Linked DNA regions of Homo sapiens: region 2 is linked to region 1. Evidence: read pairs that join two places in POLR2A ChIA-PET (ENCODE). Cell type or tissue: Panc1. All regions are shown on one strand.

Evidence for each region. Peaks named below come from ENCODE experiments on the same cell type or tissue, not always from the same donor. Only the 100,000 strongest peaks of a DNase experiment are listed, where the experiment ranks them.
Region 2: POLR2A ChIA-PET joins it to region 1 with 13 read pairs; 2 of 35 experiments call an interaction of 5 or more read pairs at or near these places.

The regions. Positions count from the first base shown.
Region 1 is chr17:19,287,586-19,290,085 of GRCh38, forward strand. The region is part of intron 4 of EPN2 (epsin 2); the gene reads left to right. Among named protein-coding and RNA genes, the nearest start is that of EPN2-AS1, 17 kb to the right of the region's middle. RefSeq lists an enhancer at 2,035-2,500. In Panc1, no CTCF peak of the experiment used is centred here; no DNase peak of the experiment used is centred here.
Region 2 is chr17:19,409,937-19,412,436 of GRCh38, forward strand. RNF112 (ring finger protein 112) reads left to right here and starts at 1,296. Exons shown (of 14, transcript NM_007148.5): 1 at 1,296-1,526; 2 at 1,694-1,734. The coding sequence starts at 1,473. In Panc1, no CTCF peak of the experiment used is centred here; no DNase peak of the experiment used is centred here.

The sequences.
Region 1 (2,500 bases):
GGATTTGTTTGGAGCACACCTTCTTGGAAATCAGCAGTGGGAAGGTCAGAATGATGCCGGCCATTCAGAAAACTGTCAGGTGAGATGCAGGCTGTGATTCAGGAGAGATGTTTGTGAGGGGTGCATTTGGGACTGCAGACCCCACAGAGGCAGAGGAGGCAGACTGCTCAGAAGCCCTCTTCACATGAGAGCAGCCACAGCCGGGAAGGCCTCTTGTGTGACTGGCGATAATCATGAGGATGTCTGAGGAGAGCTTTCTTTCATGTGCCATATGTCATCTCATCCTCCCTGTGCCCCTCCCTCTCTCTCACCTCCCACATAGATCTGTAGATCTGACCTTGGAAGTCTCTTGAATTGTCCATCTTGTTCCATGGCCTCAATTCAGTGCCAGCCTTCTGACCAATTTCCTGCTGTCATTATCTCCCAGTCTCACCTACCCTCCATCTTCATAAAGGATGCCCTGGTCCTGAGTCTCAGCCCCTTTAGATGCCAGGCCCTGCAGGGCCATCCCAGAGCCTTTGACGTTGCAGACCTCAGTTGCTTCCACCAGCTGTGTCCCCTGCCCTCAGTCTGGGGGTCCTCCTGTTCCGGCGGAAGCATTCCAGACCTTCCCAGGCCTGCTGACGTCTGCCTGCAGGCACAGCTCTGGGCTTTCCTTTTGAAGCCTGGTCTACCTGCCCTCTGCTCTGTATTTATTGAGTTCCCATGGGGCACCAGGCACTGAGCACAGAACAGAGCCCCTTGCCCTCGTGGAGCTTATATGGTAATGGGAAAGAAAAACACAATATAAATTATTCAGCATGTTATGTAATGAGCGCTCTGGAAAACAGCAAAACAAAAACAGTCTTGCTTGAGTGTCTTTGGGGAGGTAAGAGAGGGTGGCTTGCAGTATGAATGGATCAAGGATTGAAGGAGTGTGAGGGTGAGCCTTGTGGAGGTTGGAAAGAGCCTTCCAGGCAGAAGGGCAGCTGTGCAAAGGCCCTGAGGTGGGAGTGTGCTCAGGGTGTTTGAGAAAAGGCAGCCAGTGAGGTGGCGATGAGTGACGGAGCATGGCCAGTATGTGGGGGTGGAGCGTGGCAGAGGTGGGCCTGGAGGAGGTGTGGGGCAGGGCCTCTCAACTCTGTCTGGTTGGGAGCATTCCTTGAATTCCTAGTCCATCCAGACGGGTCCTTTTGTGTCCATGTTTAGATGTTGTGCCGATGTCATTGCTAGGAGCTTTTGAAACACTTTCACTGTGCTTACCTTGCAGACCATGCACTCAGTGGCCCGGTGCTGGGCCTTCTGGGTTTATGTCAGAAATTTCTTTGACTTTCACTCACAGTGAGATGGGGGAAGATGAGGGTTAGGAGGATCCCTTGGGGTGTGTATGGGCAAGGTGGGAGCAGGGAGCCAGGTCAGGAGGCCACTGTCCCCATCCAGGTGGGAGATGGTGGGGGTCTGGACCTGGCAGGGCTGCAGAAATCTGGGCAGTAGCCAGGTTCTGGGTATGTTTTTTTTTTTTTTTTTTTTTTTTTTTTGAGACAGAATCTTGCACTGTCACCCAGGCTGGAGTGCAGTGGCACGATCTCCGCTTACTGCAAGCTCTGCCTCCCGGGTTCACGCCATTCTCCTGCCTCAGCCTCCCAAGTAGCTGGGACTACAGGCGCCCGCCACCACGCCCGGCTAATTTTTTGTATTTTTAGTAGAGATGAGGTTTCATCATGTTAGCCAGGATGGTCTTGATCTCCTGACCCCGTGATCCGCCCACCTTGGCCTCCCAAAGTGCTGGGATTACAGGTGTGAGCCACCGCACCTGGACGATTCTGGGTATGTTTTAAAGATGACCTGACAGACCTTGCTAGAGGACTGGGCAGAGTGAGAGGGGAGCTGAGGATGACTCTGAGGGCTGGGAGCAGAGCAGCTGGAGGCAGAGCTGCCATCATCTGAGATGAGGGCGGCTGTGGGTGCAGTAGGTTAGTGGAGGGGTTGAGTTCAGGACACATCGAAGTGTCTCCTAGACACGCAAGTGGAGGTGTCAAGAAGGTCTGAGAAGTCTGGAGTTGGGGGGAGAATTCTGGGCTGCAGGCACACTTTGGAAGTTGTCAGGGCATGGACAGTGCTTATAGCCGTCAGCTGTTCGGCCTCACCTGGCGCTCATGGTTTTTTTTTTTTTTTTTTTTGAGATGGAGTCTCACTCTGTTGGCCAGGCTAGAGTGTAGTGGGGTGATCTGGGCTCACTGCAACCTCCGCCTAGCTGGCTTCAAGCTATTCTTCCTCAGCCATCTGAGTAGCTGGGATTACAGGCACATGTCACCATGCCTGGCTAATTTTTGTATTTTTAGTAGAGATGAGGTTTCATCATGTTGGCCAGGTCTTGAACCCCTGACCTCAAGTGATCTGCCCAGCTCGGCCTCCCAAAGTGCTGGGATTACAGGCGTGAGCCACCATGCCTAGCCTCTGGCACTCATGTTTACTTGGTGGTCTTGTAATTTCAGACACACCAGCTGCCCTCCCAAGGCTG
Region 2 (2,500 bases), 120 kb after region 1:
CCCTCCAGACACCAAAATGAACAAGATCCAGCCCCAGCTTCAGGGGTGTCTCCACCTGCTGAAGGTGGTCTCTGCTGAACTTTTCTAGGTTCTGAATCCCACCTCACCCCAACCCTTCTGCATCCTAGCTCATAGGATGTACGAATGACTCCCGTGCCTGGACTAGTGGCTTTACATAGGTAATGGTGGCTCCTCAGAGCACAGAGAGGTGCAGTGGAGTCCCAGAGCCCCTGAGCCGAGAATCAAGCCCAGATCTGCCTGGCTCTGAAGCCTGGGCTGCGCCAAGCCTATCACATATCCCAGCCCTCAACTGTCCAAGAACAAGACCGCACCCAGTTGGGAGGGGTGAGGAAAGGAGGCTCTAGGGAGGCCACAGCACCTGCACTGGGCCTAAGAGGGTGTCCCAGGAGGGATGAGAAGGAGCAGAGCAGCCAAGCCAGGGTGCAGAGGCAGGGAAGAGTGGGGCGAGAGAAGGGTGGAAGGAAGGTTCAGCCCAGTCCGCAGGCCGGAGAGTTTGGATTTTGATCTGATGGTAGTAGGGAGACACAAAAGGTGTTTGCGCAGTGTGAGGTCATCTGTGCTTGGGGAGCCTATGCTGGCTGTGCACTGGGGAGTGGAAGGGAGGCAAGGAGCCCAGTCAAGAGGCCATTAGAAGGTCCAGAGGTGGCTCATAGTTTTGATAGATTTCATCCTGCTCAAGTTTGAGGCAGAGTGAAAGCTATTGGGAGGGAAATACACCAGAGGACACGGAGGGCCCATGAGTGCTGAAGAAGGCTGCAGCTGGGTTGGGCGTCGATGACATAAACCTGAGAGAGAGCAGGAGGATGTGCAGGGCCATGTGAAGTAGGGTCTGCATTTGGGGGCTCTGTACATAGTAGGTACTCAGTAACTGTTCATTGGATGAATGGATGAATAACTCCTTGTCTCTGGGTCAGCTCTGGTCTTACCCTCTCCTGTTTCTCACACCTCTTCTCTTTGCCCACCCTGTCCTGTGGCCCTGGGGAGACCTCAGCTGGCCCAGTAGAGGCAGTGCTGGCCCATGGTTCTGCCGGAGGCGCCTCCATGTTTGCGGGTGCACCGCACGCCTTCTCCCTCTCTGTCCCCCTCCCCCTCCCTGTCCTTATCTTTCCCTTCTGTCTCCATGGCGACTCACCACCTCGGCTTGCCTGCATCCCAGCCTCTGCCAGGGATTCTGAGCCGGGCTCCATCCCTCCCTCCTCGGAGCCCTGCTACCCGCAGCCGTGTCTCCTCCCCCTGGGGTGAGTCCAGCAGCAGCCTCCTCTTTCCTGACTGTCACATTTCTTTTCCAGCTCTGACCGGGAGTCAGCTCCTCGGGGATACCATCCCCCGACCTCACCTTCTACCTACCGCAGCCTGCTAGCCTTTCCGGGAGAAAAGGCATCCTTACCTCTGGTTGAAGGTCTCGGGGCCTCCCCCTCTGCATCCGGACCCTCTCCCCATCCCAGCCTCCCATGCCAAGGCCCGCCTTGTCAGTCACTTCCTTTTGTCATCGGCTTGGCAAACGGGCAAGTCTTCAGTCCTAAGATCGGGAAGGAGAGTGGGGTGGGAAGGGCCCTCCTTGGGCTGGGGGATGGGCCGGGGGTGGGGAGGATGAGGGGTCCCTGGAAATCCAGGGTGAAGATAGAAGTCTGGATTATGTTCTAAATCTTTTTTTTTTTTTTTTTTCTCCAAGGAGAGAAAACAGAGCTTCATGGGAAACAGCGGCAACAGTTGGTAAGTAGCAGGGCCTTCCAGGCTGGGATGGGTGCAGTGAGGCCAGGCAGGTCAGTTGAAATGGCCGGTCCTGGAACACAGAGCCCGGCAGCCCAGCCGGGAGGGCTGTCCGCCTGAGGCTGGATCCGCCAGGCTGTGGAGGGAGGGACAGGAAGAAGCAGGTGGGTGCTGCAGGGAGGCAGATGCCAGCTCAGAGCAGAGAGCGGAAGGAATCTTCTAAGATCCAGAGCCATCTGCCCAACTGCAGCACAGGCTGATGGCTTCTCCTCACTGTCCCTGTAGCATGGGGTTGTGGAGGGTATCATCCCTGGGGGCCTGGCTGAAGTCAGCACCTCATGGAGGGAGCCCCGCTGTAGAACGCCGGGAGAGGCTCTTCCCAAGCATTTGCACCAGGCACTGTGCAGACAGCTGCACACGCCTCCTCTCGGATGGCCACCCCAACGGCCCCATGAGGGGTATTGCTATCCTCTCCATTGGGACAGTTAGGAAATTGAGGCCCAGAGAGGGGAAGGAACTTGCTTGCATTTGCATGGCTGGGATGTGGTGGAGTCCATTCCACTCAGATTTTCTCCCTCTCAGACTCTCTCACCATTGCTCTGCTGCCCCCACTCTGAGGCCCCCAGGTCCTAGGACACATGTCAGTGAGGAACGGGCAGAGCTTGGCCTCTCTGGGAGCAGCTCCGCCTGTCCATGGAGGCACTGATGGAAATTGGGTTGGCACAAAGGGACCTCCACTCCCAAGCCATCAGTCTTCCACCACAACCCT